2 separate regions of the Mus musculus genome follow, and region 2 is linked to region 1. Evidence: chromatin loops called from intact Hi-C (ENCODE). Cell type or tissue: left cerebral cortex. All regions are shown on one strand. Each heading gives the region's core, and the rest is flanking DNA. Links, peaks and the distances in the headings are about the cores only.

Evidence for each region. A loop is a pair of places that touch in the nucleus more often than their neighbours do. Peaks named below come from ENCODE experiments on the same cell type or tissue, not always from the same donor. Only the 100,000 strongest peaks of a DNase experiment are listed, where the experiment ranks them.
Region 2: it touches region 1 in a loop (2.3-fold over the local background); 2 of 42 quality-filtered maps call a loop at or near these places.

Annotation. Positions count from the first base shown.
Region 1 is chr11:114,909,558-114,919,425 of GRCm38, forward strand. No RefSeq gene overlaps it. Among named protein-coding and RNA genes, the nearest start is that of Cd300lb, 20 kb to the right of the region's middle. In left cerebral cortex, for the core only: a CTCF peak has its summit at 3,456 (motif pointing left); a DNase peak (open chromatin) is centred at 3,455.
Region 2 is chr11:114,789,419-114,799,286 of GRCm38, forward strand. It overlaps Btbd17 (BTB (POZ) domain containing 17), which reads right to left and starts at 6,474. Exons shown (of 3, transcript NM_028055.4): 1 at 6,346-6,474; 2 at 4,432-4,708; 3 at 1,251-3,104. The coding sequence starts at 6,430. The coding sequence ends at 2,030. It overlaps Kif19a (kinesin family member 19A), which reads left to right. Exons shown (of 20, transcript NM_001102615.1): 18 at 1-123; 19 at 341-500; 20 at 713-1,157. The coding sequence ends at 843. It also overlaps a transcript of Gpr142 not described here. In left cerebral cortex, for the core only: a CTCF peak has its summit at 6,249 (motif pointing left); DNase peaks (open chromatin) are centred at 5,937 and 6,671; H3K4me3 peaks cover 1,184 bases; H3K27ac peaks cover 1,630 bases.

The DNA.
Region 1 (9,868 bases), core at 2,486-4,985:
TCAAGGTATTTTCAGCTATATGTAAGAATGTGAAGAGAGCCTGTGCTAGCTGTTACTGAGAAGAATGAAGGAGTTGTGAAGATAGTACACTGGCTCTGAAGATGGACATACGGACCATGAGCCAAGGAGTTCAGGGGACCCCTGGCAATGAGAAAAGGTAGGTGAGGGGACGCCCCCTAGAGGCAGAAGGAGGAACAGCCTATCAACATCTTGATTTAAGAATTTTGATCCAATATATATCAAAAGATGGCCTAGTCGGCCATCACTGGAAAGAGAGGCCCATTGGACTTGCAAACTTTATATGCCCCAGTACAGGGGAATACCAGGGCCAAAAAGGGGGAGTGGGTGGGCAGGGGAGTGGGGGTGGGTGGATATGGGGGACTTTTGGTATAGCATTGGAAATGTAAATGAGTTAAATACCTAATAAAAAATGGAAAAAAAAAAAAAGAATTTTGATCCAGAGATGTAAGGTCTGTGTTGCTTTAAGACACTATAACCTATTGAATGGTTTTGGCGTCTTTATCAATAATCAAGTGTCTATAGGTGTGTAGGTTTATTTCTGGTTCCTAGATTCAATTCCATTGATCAGTGTGTCTGTCTCTGTATCAATTCCATGCAGGTTTTTTTTTTTTTTTTTTTTAGATTTATTTATTTATTTATTCTATGTAAGTACACTGTAGCTGTCTTCAGACACACCAGAAGAGGGAGTCAGATCTCGCTAAGGATGGTTGTGAGCCACCATGTGGTTGCTGGGATTTGAACTCTGGACCTTCAGAAGAGCAATCGGGTGCTCTTACCCACTGAGCCATCTCACCAGCCCAAAGTTTTGTTTTTGTTTTTTTTTGTTGTTGTTGTTTTTTCGAGACAGGGTTTCTCTGTACAGCCCTGGAACTCACTTTGTAGACCAGGCTGGCCTCGAACTCAGAAATCCACCTGCCTCTGCCTCCCAAGTGCTGGGATTAAAGGCGTGCGCCACCATGCCCGGCTTCCATGCAGGTTTTTTTTAATCATTATTGCTCTATAGTACAGCTTGAAATCAGGGATGGTGATTACCTCAGAAGTTCCTTTATTGTTGAGAATTGTTTTTGTTATCTTGGGTTTTTTTTCCATATGAAGTTGAAAATTTCTCTTTAAAGGCTTATAAAATTGTGTTGGAATTGTGTTGGGGATTGTACTGAATTTGTAGATTGCTTCTGGTAAGATGGGCTTAGGTTAATCCTACCTACCCACGAGTATAGACTCTTGGGGCTCTCAGAGACTGAAACACCAACCAAAGAACATACACAGGCTGGGCCTAGGCCTCCCCACACATATGTAGCATATATGCACTTTGGTCTTCATGTAGGCCCCAAACAACTGGAGCCGGGGCAGGGGGGCCCTAACCCAAAAGCTTTTGCCTGTATGTGAGATATGTTCTTCTAGCTGGGCTGCCTTGTCTGGTTTCAGTGGGAGAGGATGCCAGGGTGGGGAGATACCTGGGGGCCCCACCCACTCAGAGGAGAAGGAGATGGTGATGGGTAGAAGGATTGTGGGAGGGGGTGACGGAGAGGAGGCAATGAGCTGGATGTAAAGTGAACAAGTGAAAAATAAAGAAATAAAAGACACTATGACCAGCGACTGCAACTACGAGCTCTGAGCTTGAGTAGAACGGCTGCTGGTCAATGGGCCCAGCTAGAGATGGAGTCCCATGGGCAGTGGTGTCATAGGCAGCCCCTGAACAAGGTGGGCCCCAGGGAGGACTTGGCTCAGCCATGAGAAGACAAGCCCTCAGAGAGAAGTCGAGTGTCCTCAAGGCCTGTGAATTGAAGGTTCGGCTGTCAGCTTGTAGATGTCCTCCTTTCAATGCCATCACAGTGTCAATTAAATTCATCCCTGAGTCCCTCTGTGGTGGCTCACACCTGTGATCCCAGACAGAAGAACCTCAGAGGGTCTGAGGTTATCCTGGGCTACATAGTGAGGTGTAGGCTACAGAGTGAGTCTGTGTCTCTGAAAACAAACTAAACAATAAAAACAGTTTTAAAGTGAGTTTGAGAGAGGACCTTCAAAATATGGAAAGATTCAATGCTATGTCACTCAACAGTGAGGACAGGCTCTGAGAAATGAGTTTGTGGACAGGACTTGGAGCATGCTAGGCAAACACTCTCACAACAGAGGCCTGTCTCCAACACCCCCACCCCCCACACTATAGTTTTATATTCCTGGCAAAGCTGTAGGTGTGTTTATTTATACCACACTATACACCCGCAAGTAATGGTTTCAGCGACAATGTTAGGCAGCTCCGGCGTCACGAGGGAATAATTGTCATCTCATGACATTCTTTGAGATCCAACATCACATATGTGGTCTGTCGTTGACTAGATGTGGTTCTGTGGCTTGTGACTCTACCCGGCCATTTTGCACATATTCACGTAGATGTGGTCCTCATGTTCCTGCTCCCTCGGCCACGTGGATGCTGGGCTTCCCATTCTGAGCCCCCCTTTCCCACCCCTCAGTGTTTCAGGCCACAACTACCTCAGAGATCATTCTACATTCTCATGTAAGAATGGCAGCACCATACCATAATAATCCACTGCATGACTATGCTGGGTAAGTGTTCTACCACTGAGCTACACGCCCACCCCTTTAAATTCTTAGCTAAATTCAGGACTCCCTGAAACAGGCTCAGTGGTGGGTAAGACTACAGGAAGAGCAGTTGCAAAGCCCCCTCTCCTTAAAAAAATTAATTAATATTAATTAATTATGCTCACCGACAGAATCTGATGGAATGTATGTTAAGTTAGTCCTAATCCATCTGTCCAAAATTATTGCAAAGACCTAAAGTTTTAAACCATAACCTCAAGGCAGGATGGCAAGTTCAAGGTCAGACTAGAGTATATTAACAGACCTGTCCAAGGGGAGGGAGGGAGGGAGGGAGGGAGGGAGGGAGGGAGGGAGGGAGGAAGGAAGGAAGGAAGGAAGGAAGGAAGGAAGGAAGGAAGGAAGGGAGAAGGAAATGGTCTGAGGAACACACTGCCTTTTTGGCTGACTTTGCACTCACTGAGTGTGATGGTTTATATATGCTCAGCCCCTGCAGTGGCACTATTAGAAGGTGTGGCCTTGTTGGAGCAGGTGTGTCACTGTGGGCATGAGCTTTAAGACCCTCCTCCTAGCTGCCCGGAAGCCAGCCTTCTGCTAGCAGCCTTCAGATGAAGATGGAGAACTCTCAGCTCCTCCTGCACCATGCCTGCCTGGATGCTGCCGTGGTCATGCCTTGATGATAATGGACTGAACCTCTGAACCTGTAAGCCAGCCCCAATTAAATGTTGTCCTTATAAGACTTGCCTTGGTCATGGTCTGTTCACAGCAGTAAAACCCTAACTAAGACACCGGGCTGCCCCAGTGGTTTTGGGAGCTGATTCCACCTTGGAGCATAACTGAGGGATTGGACAGCCAATGTCTCCACCCTGTGGCCACTGCTAGAATCGCACATGTCTTGCTCTAGCTGTCCAGCCGGGACAGAGAATTTTGCATTTTCTGTGTCTTGCGACTGTGAAGGGGAAGAGCTTGAATTAAGAGGAAGGACAACAACCCTTGCCTGGCACTCCACTCCCCTGCCCTCCCCTTGATGTGGAAAGAGAACCCGAAACTTCCTGATCGCGCGTTTCCTGTGCTGTGCTCTGTTATCTCATCCTGATTCTTGACGTTTTCCATTGATTGCAGCCTGCCCAAGGGAAGGTCAGTCACTGTCCCTGTGGTGGGTATAGAAAAATGGGGGACAGAGTGATAGACAGTGAGGCAAGAAGATGCACAGATATTTTATTTTATTTTATCTTATTTTATTTTAATATCTCATGTACCCCAGGCTGGCCTCAAACTTTCCAGGTAGCAAAGGATGGCTTTGAACTCCTCATCCTCCTGCCTCCACCTTTCAAGTGCTGGGATTACAGGTGTGTGCCATCATACCCAGTTTTAACTGGTGCTGGGGATAGAAGCTAGGGCTTCCTACGGACTAAGGAAGAACTCTATTATTTAAGGCTATCTAAGTATTAGGCCTGGAACACAATGCCCAGAGGCCCCACATTGGTCCTTGTCACACGCAATGCCCAGTGTCCCAGCCATTGGTCCTTGTTGTCACCCAGACTCTCTTCCAGACCTGGACTCACTCACGTGCAGTTTCCTTGCTGCCTGCCCAAGCTTCCTTTGGATTAGACCCTACAAATATGGACCACGCAGCTCAGCAGAGCCCACAATGTACTTCTGAAACCCAAGAAACTGTCAAACCCAGAGTTCTCGACTGCCTGGGCAGAAAAGTGAGGAATGGGAATGGCAGAATCCATGGACACAGTTTAGTGGGGGCACCAAGAAGGATCATTGACCCCCCCAAACATCCTATTTATATAAATGACTTCCCTTCCTCTTTCCTTCCATCCATCTCTTCCTTCTTCCCACCAATACATAGGTCTTAGTTTTAAATGGAGACAGAGTCTCAAAGGGACCTGGAGATCAGCTATGCTCAGATGTCAACACTGTATGAAGAAATACCTTCAACTGCAAGGATAAAGCCAGCCAGGTGCTGGGTGTGGTGGCACATGCTTGTAATCTCAGGACTTGGGATCAGGAGTTCAAACTTATTCTTGGCTACACGTTGAGCTGAGGAGCCAGTGAGCAGGGGGGACAGGCCTCCTGCTGAGGTAGAGGTGAGCAGGCACCATGGTGGCTTCCTGAAAGTAACTCTCAAATGGTGAACAGAGTCTCATAAATAGAAGAGACCAGTGACCGAAGAAAAGATGTGATGTTTGTATGTCCACGGAGGAGGAGTGTGCATGACCCTCAGAAGTCAGAAAGTGGGGAGTGCTGAGAACAACTGGGGAGGCGTGAACCTGCTTGGATTTTTGTTTGTAAATAATTTTGAAGGCGCTGGGAATGTATTTTTAATGTTGGGAACGATTGAGGAATAATCATTGTAGAAAAAAAATGGAGAAGAGGCTAGAGACACAGCCAGTTACTAAGAGCATCCACATGGAGACTCACAACCGCCTGTAACTCCAGTCCCAGGGGAGCTGACACCCTCTTCTGCCCTCTGTGGGTGCTGCACAGTGTGGCGACAGACATTCACGCAGGCAAACAGTCAGACACATAAAATAAAGTAAAAGAAATAAGCTTCAGTGCCTGGAAATAATTAAAGAAAAGCTGAGCCACGCCGCACTCTGAGAGACCTAGAACACCATTCTTACATCTTTGAAACTTTCTCTCTATGCTGCTGACTTAATTATAGTTAGCTATAATTAGCAAAGACTCACCCCTGTGAATCTGCCCTCCTAACACTTTGGAAGTTGAGACAGGAGGATTGCTGCAAGTTTGAGGCCAGCCAGGACTAAAGAGTGAAGCCCTATCTCAATGAACAAACAAACAAACAAACAATAAACAAACATCTTAGTTAACGTGCCTTTTCTCCCATTCTCTATCATGCCCATCTTTCCCCATCCCTCCTTCCTGTATTTAGCTTGTGTTTATCAACTATCTGCAAGACCCCGGCTGGTGCCATAGCCCTGGGGATGGGGAAGTGAGGACATAAACAAGTTTTCTGCTCCCGGGCTTCTCCTTCTTCCTCCCACTGCTTGTCCCCAACAACGAACTTCTGGTGGTGGCTGCCACAAAGAAGAGTGCTCACGTGCTTCTGTAGAAATGAACTATAAAAAGCCTGGAGGGTGCGAGTTGACTCAGGGGTAAAAGTGCTTGCCTCTGTTTTGAGTTTAACCCCCAGAAGCCATGTTAAAAAGCTGGACGCAGTGGTGCAAGCCTGTAATGTTAACACTGCTACTGTGAGGTGGGAGGTATAGACAGGAGGATGTCCTAGAAGCAGAAGCAGTGGATAGAAATACATCTTGGTTTCATGATAGGAAGAATGCACATGGCTGTCTGTGTATGTTCCACCAAGCATGCTATTCTCCTGGATTCCAGTCACAGCTTCCTACTGTCTCTGGTTAGCCTGCCCCCTCTTTATGGTCAGGAAAGTGTCCTTCCATAAGGTCTTCAAGGCGAAGGTTTCGTATATTTTTTAGGTGGGTGGGGAACACTTTGTGTGGGACCCTCTCTCCCCATAGTTGCTCTGTGGGGTCAACTATGAAACGGTATTCACTGCTCTTAGGTGTCCTGTGGTGTCTCTGTGTGTCAGAGTCGGAAGAAGGGCAGTGTTGACTTTCTGTTATCCTGGCAAGTCTATATGTTGGGAAATTTCCAGCACTAGTTATTGTAGGAAGCAGACAATGGCTCTCGACACAGGCACATCACTAAATGAGTCCTAGAAAGACACATCAGAGTGTCCTCTCTCCTACATAATTGAATCTATGACATGTGGCATCTTGCTGCATCTCTGATAACCCAGGTAAGTGGCCCAGTGACTGATGGATAAGATTAATGTCCAAAGGGCTGGAGAGATGGCTCAGTGGTTAAGAGCACTGGCTGCTCTTTCGGAGGACCTGGGTTAATTCCCAGAACTCACATGGTGGTTCACGGCTATCTGTAACTCCAGGTTCAGGGGTCTGATACCCTATTCTGACCTACGTGGACCCCAGGCACATACATGGTACACATACATACATGCAGGCAAAATATCCATATACACAAAATAAAGACATAAAGTTAAAAAGAGTAATATCCAAGGTGGAGGTCCAGCCAAACAGCTTTGTCAAGGGGTCACACTGGGTGCCACAGCTGTACACAGGGACCTTTTGACAGGGACTTTAAGCTGTGACTGGTGGGATTTCTGTCACTTCCTTCTAACCCTATGCCAGCAGCACTCTATCTTCCTTTGGCTGATGCCACCTGAGGATACCCTGAGATTAAGATGTATCCTCCCCAGAGTCAGAGAGGGGACCCGAGTTAACACTGGAGAAATGCCTGTTCCCTGATGAATAGTTTTAAGGGATAAATTGGCAGCCAAATAATACAATATTCCTCCCTCCCTCCCTCCTTCCTTCCTTCCTTCCTCCCTTCCTTCCTTTTTTCCTTCCTTCTTTTGTTAGTTATTTAGTTATTTATTGATGGATTATTAATACATTGGCAGGAATATAGCTACTGGATTTGTCACACGCATCTGGAAAGCAGTGATCATCTAGGCTTCCTCTATGAAGAATCAGTTCCCTCATAGAACCTTTTGTTGAAGAGAGAAACATTACCTTGTCCTGGAGACTGAGCTGAGAGGCTGAGCTGAAAGGTCAAATTTCCAAGACTGCATCCCACAGAAAACTCACACTCACACACAAAAAATGCCATCTGCAAAATATCAGTTTTATGCAGGAGAGGGATGCTTTAGTGTGAACCCTGGGCTCTCATGATGGGTCCCTGTTGAGACAGGATGAGAGAGTGAGGGGCTGCTGTGCCCACACACACTAAGGGGCAATATGTGAAAGGTCCAAGAGCAGAGCAGAGTTCCAGCAAAGCTTGCTCAGAAGCCTCCTGCCCAACTGCCACACCCACAGTGAACTGGCAGAGGATTCTGCACCTGGTTGCGAGGTGCTCACACTCATCTTATCATTGGTTTGTTTAAAGGTGACCCTATGAGTCTGAACCAGGCCACAACAGTTCAAGGGAGATGTGGAAAGAGTGCCTCATGGAATGTTTTAGAAGAGACGGTTCATCTCTTCCTTGGAAGCCACTGGGGCTGAGTGTGATGACGGTGTGCTGTGTGCTTCCTGGGAACTAGGAGGAGTCAGTGTTAGCACGAAGGTAAAGATGGCGACGGCCAGAGAACAGGAAGGAACTTGCATCAGCCCACCCACAAAGGCCCCAACTAGACTGGCTTCAAGTCCTGCATAGTCAACAGTGAGAACATAGAGGAAGTGGTGGCTGCCCTGAGCCAAATGCCCGAACCAGGAGGCTCTTCAAGGAGGGGAGCTTAATGTGGTAGATTCAAAATCATCTACCTAGGAGCAAAGTAGGAACATGAACAGATGAGAAACAGTTAAAATATAACTGGGGGGCTGGAGAGATGACTCAGCGATTAAGAGTGCTACCTGCTCTTGCAGAGGACCTGGGTTCAGTTCCCAGCACATACATGGCAGCTCAGAACCATCTGTAGTTCCAGTTCCAAGGGCTAGGGTACCCACATTTTGCTTCTATAACACCAGGCATGCATGAGGCATGCATATATATATATAGACAAAACACTCAGAAACACAAAATAAAAAGTGAGTGTTAAAATATAGATGGTTTACCTTATTGCTGAAGACATCATGTGGGAAGCCGTTGCAGAGTGGCAGTTACAGAGTGGCAGTTGCAGAGTGGCAGTTGCAGAGTGGCAGTTGCAGAGTGGCAGTTGGCTACTGCTGGCCACCACACATACATAGGCAGTAAAGGTTCTTTTGCCAAGATGAGGTTTTGAGAATTAACCAAAGTTAAACAATCAGATGAGAGACAAGTTAACCAATCAGATGAGAGACAAGTTAACCAATCAGATGAGAGAGAACACCTCTCCTAGGCCTATATAAGCAGCACCAGTTCTGGGCTTGGGGTCACTTCGCCTCTGTAATCAAGCTCTCCCAATAAACGTGTGCGGAAGGGTCCTGTTGCAGCGTCGTTCTTCCTGGCCAGTCGGGCGCATGCAAGAACATCACACAATGCAATTATAGGTCACAAAAGAATAAAGCTGGAAGCTTCTCCTTAGAAGCTAATAGTGCAGGAAAGCGCTATGTACGTGATGGGGATACTTACCCAGGGGGACGATCAGTGGTCTTACCCAATATAAACTTTGAATATTACAATATCAACCTGTCAGGCAAGACGGACTCACTGATGTAAGAGCGGCATGGCTGTTTTGAGCGTACCTGGTGGGGTCTGGGAATCACCGCACAAACCACTCAGACACCAATCTTGGTCAAATAGGGATGGCTTATTGAACATCACATCCCAATACTGATCCATCAGGGATGCAGCCCAGACTCGGGAGCTGAACTGCGTCCTTGATCTGGACTGCATCCTTAAGTTAAGATCCTACAGGGCTTTTAAGTCCCAAATCTACAATCATGTGTGCCAAGTGATTCCACCAATCAGGATTTAGGGATGGTGGTTTCCTTAGAAACATGCCTTTGTTGTACATGCATCCTGATTCAGTTGGTTGGGGTATTCAGTGGTGGCAGGGAACTTGCCTTGTCTAACATTCATGTCTTAACATACCAACCAGGATGTCAGTTACCCACATACATGTCTCTTTCTGCCAAGTAGGAAGCCAGTTCCCAGGGAGGTAAACTTTACTTGACCCCTACTCAAAATGGAAGTCTTATTCCATATAGATTCTTTTATTGGTGCAGAGGTCCCTCTTATGTTGGGGGTCCATCCCAGGGACAACTTATAAAAGCAAAGACCATAAAAGCTCATAACCAGGTGCAGGAAGTGCTGCCCGGTGGTTGGTTCATGTCCAAGCTTACTGTGGCTAACTATACAAAGCAGTTCTAAGTGACTTCTGTTGTGATTGGTTTCCAAGAACACCAAAGCACAGAACCTCCTAGTGAAGAGCAGAAATAACATATGAGAAAGTTTCCTAGTAACATTAGTAACAGCACAAAGTGGTAGACCAGACAGGCAACCATTACCTAAAACTTAACCTTTCACCTAGGCCTTAACAGTAGCCAACCACTATCTGCTTGAATTTCAGGCCCACTACCTGGGAAAGAGTGACAGCCTAGTACTGTACCCTTGCTCAGAAGCACTCTGGTATTTTGCCAAACAGACACATAGTCAAACTGCTTTCTAAATATTTGTGTTTATATACAGGGACTAGTGCTGCCCTTGGCCTTGGTTGGAGAAGAAGAACCTCCTCCTGGTCCAAGTGCTGAGAATGAGTGACTGTGGGTACTCGTCCATAAACACCACATCCGTGTCACCCCCTCCA
Region 2 (9,868 bases), core at 4,859-7,358, 120 kb before region 1:
GGTGATGGCACTGGGTCCTGGGTGCGTGGCCAGAAGAAATGCCTCAGCAAAAAAAGGGAGGAGTCACTGGAAGCGAAGAGGAGGAAGCGGAGGTCTCGGTCCTTTGAGGTCACAGGACAAGGGGTGAGGCAAAGGGCAGGGGTGAAATGTTTGCACCCGTTACTAATGTGTGGGCGTCTGCGGGCTAGCACCCTCCAGAAGCAACAGGACACTTCCAGCCCTTCACTACGCTTAGAGCCCTGACACAACTATCACCCCCAAATAAAGTAGCTAGGACCGGGTTCTGTAGGTGAGCTCTGGACATCTCTCCACTCCATTCCGCTGTTTTCCATCTGTACAGCTGTCCCGTCCCAAGACACACCTACTGGGACCTCGTCCCTCCGAGGGCCTTTCAGATCGCCGGATGCCGGCGTGTGGGCGGCCATCTCCTGGTGTCAGGCATCTGGGAAAAGTCTCTCTGCCTCTGGCCAAGGTCAAATTTCCTCCAAACCAGAACACAGGTCAGTACTAACCAAAAAGGGACTGGGGTGGGAGAGACCTTGACCTTGAGAGGGGAAACACACAGGCCTGGCTGGATCTAGAAGCATGCTTCAAGGAGCAGTACTGGGTGGGGTTTGCAAACTGGGATTGGTCCCCTTAGGAGTTCAAGACCTCTGGGAGGTAGGGGAGGAAAGAAATTCCTCAACTAGTGCTGCCTTTTCTCCTGTCATAGGATCTGGAAACCCTTCACCCCTTCTTGTTGCCCCCAACCAAGCCGGTGTTTCCCGTAGAGCTACACGTGGGCCCAGCCTACCCCATGGCTCAAGCACCTTTGGCAAAGATGGACGCCTCCAGCATAACTGAGGGACCCAGGCACCTATTATTCTGAACCCCAAGACTGAACGGGGTGTAGCAGGGACTAGGAGGTGGAAGCTGGGCAGATGGGGATCCCATAGAGCAAGAGTTTAGCGGACTGGGCTCCCATGACCCGGAAACGGTAGAGTTATCTGCAGAACTCTGCCGTGTTCACCCTGCCACTAGAGAGGGAGGTGAGTCCCAGAGGCCCGGCTTCCCAGCCTGGGACAGAGCATTATTGCCAAAAACTTGTACAGACCTGGGGCCAGTCTCGGCTTCGGCAATGGGGGAGAGGAGCTGTTGGTGAGAGGGATCCCTGGGCCCACCCCTGGGCCTGGCTGAAGGTGGGGGATGGGGGAGGAGCCCACAGGACTTCAAGTAGGGAGGGGAGGGGTGGGGAGGGAATCTGGTTTTGTAACTTCTCTGTTGCTTTTTTTTTTTTTTTCTTTTTGCCTTTCTTTCAAATAAAGTCCTACTGGGGTTTTGACGGCTGTGTTGGGAGCTGTGGAATGTGCAGCGTGGGGACTCAGACTGGTCCAGATCCTGGCCCTTTCTCTCCCAGAGCCTCATCTCCCATGGCCCAAACCTACACACAACTGGGGAATGTTTTTTCTTCAAGTTGCCAAGACTCTCCCTCTCCAGAAAAAAATGGGGCTAGAGCTAGGTCTAGTTTTCCGCCCTCTCTCAAGACCTTTCCACTACCCTGGACCCTTCACTAAGGCCAGGGACTTGAAGGGCAGTGGCAGAATGTCCCACAAGCCACAGGGGCTGCTGCCCCCTGGAGACTGCAGCTCAGAGAGCACCTCGGCTCAAATGTGGAAGTTCCTATCCAAGAGGGAGATTGCCAGGACCAAAGCCCTGGCAATCAATCTTCCCCGCCCTAATTGATGTCCAGGTGGGGTGTCTGGCAGGGAGGAGCTAGTGGAGGGTATGTGAACCCCAGACATTTTTTGAGACCCGGGAGTTGCTTCAGTACCTGGCCCCTCTGAGCATCGGTTTATTCTGTACCAAGAATGCTGCCTTCAAATTAGCTGGAGAAGGCACTCCTGAAACCACAGCCATTTTGTCTACCACATTCACCTGCCTTCCACCCTAGTCCCAACCGGCTGCACCTGATCACCCAAGGCCCGGGCCAACAGTCACTTTGACACCCTGGTGCGCCATCCAGGCCTAGCCTTATTTCTCAATCCAGAGGTTAACTGGGAGTCCGGATGAGGGTGTGGTACACCGGCTTGACAATGAGATGGAGATGCAGCGCATTCTCCACCAGGTATTCCGAGTTGCGCCTCTGCAGATCTGCGTGGGCCAGGAAGTCGCCAGCTTCTTCGCTGCTTTGATGGAAGCTGTAGGCGTGGCGCACCAGGAGGCGGCCCTGATGGCGCGCACCCACCAGCACTGTCTTCTGGAAGCTCACGCCCGCCGCATCGCCACCGCTGCTAGCTGGCGTGACCACTAGTCGCGGCCTCCCGTCCTCGGGGCGCGCGGCAGGCAGCGCGGTGCCCGCGGCGTCCGCGTAGACCGGCCGCAAGCTGACGGGCAGCCAGCGCGGGGAGAAGAGCACGTTCCAGGTAATCCGGCGACCCGCGTCATGACCACTGGGTCCCAACTGCGTCTGGAAACTGGTGCTGCGATCGTCGCGAGCCGGGTTGTTGATGACCCACGGGGCGCCCCAGGCTGGGGCGAGGTAGTTGCGCGGCAGAAAGGCGCTGCCGTTCACGTGAAAAAACTTGGCGTAATGCAACGGCGAGGCGGCGTGGAACTGGTAAGCCTGCAGCAAGAGATCTGCCACCGCCGGGCCGTGGCGCGCCAGCGCGGCCGAGCGCGCCTGCAGCTGGAAAAGCTGTGCAGGCGGAATCATCGGGTAGCGGATGGCGCGCAGCGCTCGCTCGGCCACGGTGGGGGGCGGCCGCGCGCGGCCCAGCCACGCCTCCAGCGCGTGGAACAGCTCCAGCTCATCCTGCAGCACCAGGTCCGAGCGCTGCAGGAGCTGCGCCAGCAACTCGGGGCTCACGGCTCCCCACTCCGCGCTCCCCGCCACGGCAGAAAGGTTCCAAGCCAGGAACTGCAGGCAGCTCTCGCGCAGAGCCTCATCCCCGGTGCTAACAGCGTAGTGGTACCAGCCCACAGCGGGGCCCACGCCTCCCGCCAGGTGTGCGCGCATGTAGTCGGCCACGCCTCGCTGCAAGGATGCTACTCGGTACTTGGTGGCCAGCCTGTGCAGCGGGATAGCCTGGGCCAGCAGTACAGTCAGCTCACCACAGTACAAATACCTGGAAGGGAATTGGAGAGGGGCCCGCTGAGAGGGCACAGCAGTTAAGAGCACTTGTCCAGAGCACCAGAGTTCGGGCTCCAGAGTCCACATTGGGTGCCTTGGAAACCATCTGTAACTCCAGCCTTCTTCTGGCTGGAGCAGGGTACCCATTTACATGTGGCATACACTCATACAGACACACATGCTAATAATATGATTTAAAAAATTAGAGATAGGAAGATCGGCGGGACTGAGTATTGTCAAGGCCACCCACACTACCCTTGCAAGTTTCCCCAGAACCCAAAGGGGACACAGCCATTTTTGTAAGAAACAAACAGGATGAATGGACCTTGAGGCTTCCTATGTTTTCTTCTTAAGTTCCCTCCTGGCCTGTTCAGACATCTTTAGCTTCTGGTGCTGTGAAAATCACATGTATTTACTAAGCATCTACTTCATAGCTAACTCTAAGCTCAAACCATAAGAGGCCGCCAGTAACCTTGGTATCCACACAGTCTGGATTTAGATGCCTATCTGACTTCCTCCTTGCTGCTAGAGAAGGCAAGTCCTTTAATTTAGGAATCCCAAGATGCCTAAGAAAGGGGAAGAGCCCACCTCCAGAATGTTGTCACTGTGAGAGGCTCAGAAAAAATCTCGTTACACAGCACACAGGCAACCCAGGCTACTTCCTGTTCCCTGTCGGCTTCTCTTTGCTTAGGCTTTTCAGCTGTCTGGATTCCCTCTCCCTCTCAGCCATTTTACTGTCCCTGGCTCTCTTACAGTGCTGCCCACCCCCTTGCCTCATTCTTCCTGACAGTCCCACTGGCACACAGCACCCCGCTTGGCTCTATGTGAAACCCTTCTGTTTTATCCCTCTTCCTGTTGCCTGGAACTTGGGGGTGTTGTCTGGAATCCTGCAGCCACCTTGTCTGAGCCCTTAGAGCGGGGTTACCTCCTTAGAGCATTTTACAGTCTTTCCCTATGCAAGAAGGAGAGAGGTGACCGAGCCTGTTGACCTTTCTGCTCCTTAGCCCTGTGGTTTCAAAGTCTTGTGGCCATTGAAGACACTTGGGACCAACTAAGAATCTGTTGATTCTATCAGTGCTCTTGGCTGGGTTTGGAAGTAGCTCAGAAGGGACTCCCAAAGGCCAGAAAGGGACACAGGCCACAACAGGGAGGGCATCGGAAGGAGGGATAAAGGAAGCCTGTGTTGTATGTCATGCTAGGACTTTTGAAAGTCGATATAATAACCAGTAAGGCCAGACTTCTGCGCCCCTGAAGGTGGAGAGACAGGGAGCCACGGACAGGATGCAGGACAGGATGCAGGACGGTGCCCTTCCCCTATGTACCTGATGAACTTGTCAAAGACAGCAGCACAGTCCCGGGACTCCCGCAGCATAACCTCACTCTGGTTGCTCAGCAGCTCCCGGAACAGCTCACTGTGCAGCCCCAGCAACAGGCGATGGGTGTGGAAGGCTCGGACCTCGTCGGTGCCCACAGCCTGGACCCGCAGGATGACATCACTGGCATTGCCCTGGCGCAGCAGGTCCTGCAGTCGCTGGAGCAGCATGTGGGAGTGGTTGATGGCGGTGCCTGCTGCCTCCCCACCCACATCGGCTCTCTGAGCTGCAGCAGGAAGGGACATGGCAGAGCCTGAGAGGGCACCCGGCCTGGTGCTTCCAGCTAAGACTGCAGAGGGACCTACTGGTGGCACGGTGGCACTGTGTGGGAGAAGGGTGGGGAGCCTACATGAGTGTCCACAAGCTAGCTCATGCTGAGTGAGCATGTTGGCCCCAGGCAGACTTGGGGTACGTTCTTAGCAGAATATGTTCGGGTCAGGCAGAAGTCGTGGACTAGTTAATGTTTCTGTGAACCTATTGATGTCCATGGCACTTGGTCCCCAGGGGGAGGGTGACAAAACCGGTCAGAGGTGGCACAGCCTTGGGTACTGAGAACTTACGTGGCTGCCATGTGGCATTGAATGAACCTAACCCAGTTCTCATACTCAGGAAAGCTCAAGGGGGCAGAACAGACACATAGTAAATACACACAGGAAAGGGTGGGGAGTTCAAGGCCAGCCTGGACTCCATAGCCAGTACTAGATCAAGTGTTAAGCACACACACACACACACACACACACACACACACACACACACACACACACAAATCAATTTTAAAAATAAATAAATGCACAAGTGAGCAGCCTGGAACCAGCCAGAGACAAAGGAATACAGCCAGCCCTAAAGACCTGGGCGGGAATGACCAGGTGGAGCTCAGGGCCAGGGACAGCAGGCATAGCGTTTCTTTCTGTCTTTGTTTGTTTGTTTGTTCTCTTTTTAGTTTTTTGAGATGGGGTCTCTTATAGTTCAGGCTAGCCTTGAATTCATGATTAGCTGAGGTTGGGCTTGAACTCTTGATCCTTCTCCCTCCTCCATCCTTTGTGCTGGGATTACAGGATTGCATCACCACTCCACAATGAGGAGCACTGCCCCGGCCCTACTCGGTGAGACAGTAAGGGACCCAATGAAGTAACTTGGGTGAACAGTGAAGGAATAGGATTCCAGGGGTAACAGTGTTGAAGCTAGCATCTCCCTTCCAGGGAGGCCTGTTTCTTGTGTTCTCAGGGCAGCTCTGGGGTCAGATAGGGACACATGCTGAGTTATAGAAAAGACACCCCCCTAGACTGAGCAGTGCAGTGAGCCTTGCAAACTGGGAAAAGCAGGCGGTTAATAGTCTGACAATTGCAGAAGGGCACCAGCAGGCAGCTCTTGTGTACACACACACACACACACACACACAGAGTGGGCACAGGGCCTATGTGTGGATCGTTGAAAGGAAGGCTCACAAGAGTGAGCATCTGTGTGTGGGAGAGGGAGACCCAGCAGGGGAGAGAGGGAGCAGCTGCTGGTGGTGAATTTCCCAGCCCCGCCTCCTAGCCCCGCCTCCCCAGCTGTCACTCCGAAAGACCTAAATGCTGATGGCGTTCTCTTGCAGCCTCTGCCTGGACCCAGCTGTCGGAGACAATGAACAATAGAGGGTCTTTTTGTCATTAAGACTCCTGCCTGCTGCCCAGCCTCTTTCCCTGGAAGGCTATGTGCCCCTTTCTCTCTGTCTTTGGAGAGGTCCAGTCTCTCCGTGTTCTCTGGGGCTGGCTGGCTGGCTCCACCTCCTGGCCAGCTCTATGTAGCTCCTAGCAGAAGTTCCTGCCCCCAACCCTTACCTTTTTCCTTACCAGGCACCTGATCCCCGTACTTTCCACTCACCTGCACGAGTGACCAGTCCCACCAAGGCCAGAATAGCCCAGAAGCTGCCCCAGGACCCAGGCTTGCAGGAACCTTTTCTAAGCATCTTTGTGCTCTGTCCCTAAGTCCACTGGAGGGACAGTCAAGTCCAGAGCACTCCGATCCCATCCCTCCTCCTTATATAGGATCCAGCAAGGGGACAGTACCCGCTTCCCTCCTAACCTCCCTCCCCCTACCAGTCTCTGCCATGGATTGGTTGAAGCTGGTCCCTGCTGTTGCCTAGGCAACTACTTAAGCCAGAGTGTGGCAGCCCCAGGGGCTATTGTGTTGGCCTGGGCCCCCAAGGGGAACAGATCCGGACACCCTCCTCCCCCACCTCTTCAGACAACCCAGCAAAGCTAGCTGTTCCTCTCCCGGGAAGTTTTAAGCTCTCTGAAGGGCAAGCAAAGGGCTTCAGGACCCCTGGCAGTCACCAACCCTTAGGGCCCCAGCCCCCAGGCCCAGCCTCCATCCTGGCACAGAGCATACTTGGCAGTGTCCTGGTGAGCTGGCTACAAAGGGAGAGCCTGGAAGAGGCAGGGAAGAGCTGGCTCAGGGCTCTATTCCTCCCCCACCCCCATTTTAGGGTGGGCCAGTCATCCAGAGGGGAGGATAAGGACCTTTAATAGGGGTATGGGGTAATGAGAATTATTCTCATGCCGTTTGTTTCAGAAAGTTCCCGTCATGCTCTGGGGAGGGTGACAGGCCTTTAGAAAAGCTACAGAGGGACCGACTATCTCACACCAGGGACACTGTACTATGGCCCTTGCTCTAGGAACACAGCCTGTTTCTCTACCAAGACAGCCCAAGTCTTTAGTTCAAGCCTATGCATGGCCCATCATTTCAAGGTTCCCCTCCCTGGAAGGTGCCTTCCACCAGCTTCTACCTAAATTCCAGCCTTTCCCTTCCCAAAGTTCCAAGAAGGCGTGTAACAAACCTAGCACCATAGTCCATGTGTAGGGAAATTGAGGCAGGGAGCTAGATTGCAGTCTCAGCTAGATAGTACAGAGAACTGTCCTAAAACAAAGGCAATGGAGAAGGGGAGGGTGGGCTGTGGAGTCCTGTATATGTGTGTTCATGTCTGTGTGGGTGATGCATATGTCTGTGTGTACATGTGTTTATATGCATGTGTCTTTGCATTTGTGTGTATGTGTGCATGTGTGTATACACGTGTGTACGTGTGTATGTGTACACACGTAGGGGGCATTGTGGTGCATATGTGTGTGTGTGTGTGTGTGTGTGTATGCATGTGTGTGTTGAGACCTCACCTTTACATAGAATCAACAGGAATTTTTTCCCACTTCCTTACGAGAGGGACCCCCTTAAGGCTGAAACATGGAAGTCAGAGGATCCTGGGAAATCTGGGTTTCTCAGAGGCCAGACCCTGCTCTGGAGATGGGCTGGAACTTCTTGCCCTGGCTCTTTGGATCCCAGGAGCTAGCTTCATGCATTGAGTTCCATCTCTTTCCGGTGCAAAGACCCAACAGCGTCACCTCCTCCTGGAGCCACAGAGAAAGCAAAAACTGGGTCTGGCACCAATGTTGTCTGGGTTGGCAGAATCAGCTGTCCGGCTTAGCAGAAACGCCTCCCAGCTGACTGAACTCTCACGCCTGCTCTTCCTTGTTCAGAGGCACCATGGTCCCTCCAGTGGCTGTCCGTCTACCCGTCCCTTAAACTGTACAACACCTAGGTTCAATTGAGGCAGACAGAGCCTATGTGGGACAGGGCTGTCCAGCCAATGAGGCAGTGTCACTCCCAGGCACAATGCCCATCAACAGGAATGATTGTTGCTCAGTAAGCGTGCGTCAGCCCCGTTCTTGGAGACCCCCATTAGACTCTCTTGATGCCTGGTCTACCTGCACTGGCATCTCCCATGTTCCTCTAAGGACCTAGAATTCCCAAGGGCAGGACTGAACATTCTGTTTCCTAAGCAAACCAACAGATTGTTATAGATACTCAGAATTATGATCTATGATTGACATTTCAAGTGTGATGGACCAGGAGGTCCCAGGCTACCAAGAAGACCTCCCACTCCCCATCTCTGACAGACTCTTCCCATGATTCCAACTTCCCTCATCCCTGCCTCTCTTCTAATGATTTAAAAACTGACTTGCTGAATAAAGTTCCCATTGCTACAGTGTGTGCAAGCGTGTGCTATATGTGTGCATGTGTGTGCTATATATTTATACATATCTGTGGTAGGGGGTGTCTTGAGACCGGATATGTACAGAAGAGTGCTCTCAGCCTGCACAGTCTTCAAGGTGACACAAGGACAATACCACATTTTATTCCCTGCCATCCATCCCACCACCCCATGGTCTAGAAGCTCTATCACTCCTTGAGCACAAGTCTAAAGATCTTGCAAGCAAGAACAGTCCCCAGAGAGGAGCCAGCGGACTGTGACTTCCTGCCCAGGGTGTGTATGCACTGTCTAAGGAACTTGTTTATGCTCAGCAAGGACAGGCACAGCATGGGCATAAATGTCCATATACTCAGGGTAGCTCTTCTTGGAAGCTAGGTCAACCCCAATAAACGATCTCCATGTAACAAGGTATCTCAAGAGGGTCTAGAAGCAACTGTAAACTTCCATAGTCATGGGTAGGAAGGGAGAGTTTCTGAATCACAAAGGCAAAGAGCAGACGCTAGACACTGACCCTGAGGGAACATGGAGGAGAGGTGGACCTAAGGCCCAGCCTGCCCCTACCTAGCAGCCTCCTTACACTCATAAAGTCTTCTGACCAGTCATGAAAGGCTCACTTCGCTGGGGAATTGGTTCCAGGCTCAATACACCCAGTGGACCCACTAAAGATTAAAGAAAGATCTGGTGAGACAGAAGCAGGAGGAGCAGGAATTCAGGGTCAGCCTCTGCTATACAGAGAGCTCAGGGCCAGCCTAGGCTATAAGAGATTGGGCTCAAAATGGTAGAGGATCACCCTAAAGTTGCTCATATGCTGTGGATGGCTCACAGTGGCACCACTTCTCTCCTGTTCACCCCTGATCACGCCCTTCCCCATCCAACACAGCCGGCCACCTGATCCACAGACCTCTCTCCCATGGAGCTGCAGCTTACAGTGGCCTCTATTCCCAAGAACATTGTGTGAAGGAGTGAAATAGAACAGTCCTGGGGGAGACAACAGGAGGAATGCACCTGAATTCAAATCCCAACAGCTACATCTGTGACGCCTACCAACATGCTGATCTTCTATGGTCCTTGTCTCCTCATGTGTTAACAAAAGGTAGGCAGTTGGGCTGGTGAGATGGCTCAGTGGGTAAGAGCACCCGACTGCTCTTCCGAAGGTCCAGAGTTCAAATCCCAGCAACCACATGGTGGCTCACAACCATCTGTAACAAGATCTGACTCCCTCTTCTGGAGTGTCTGAAGACAGCTACAGTGTACTTACATATATTAATAATAAAATAAATCTTAAAAAAAAAAAAGGTAGACAGTTAGCTAAATGGGCCTGCCATAAGTTAAGGATGAGCAATGGAGGGACAAGCAGATATT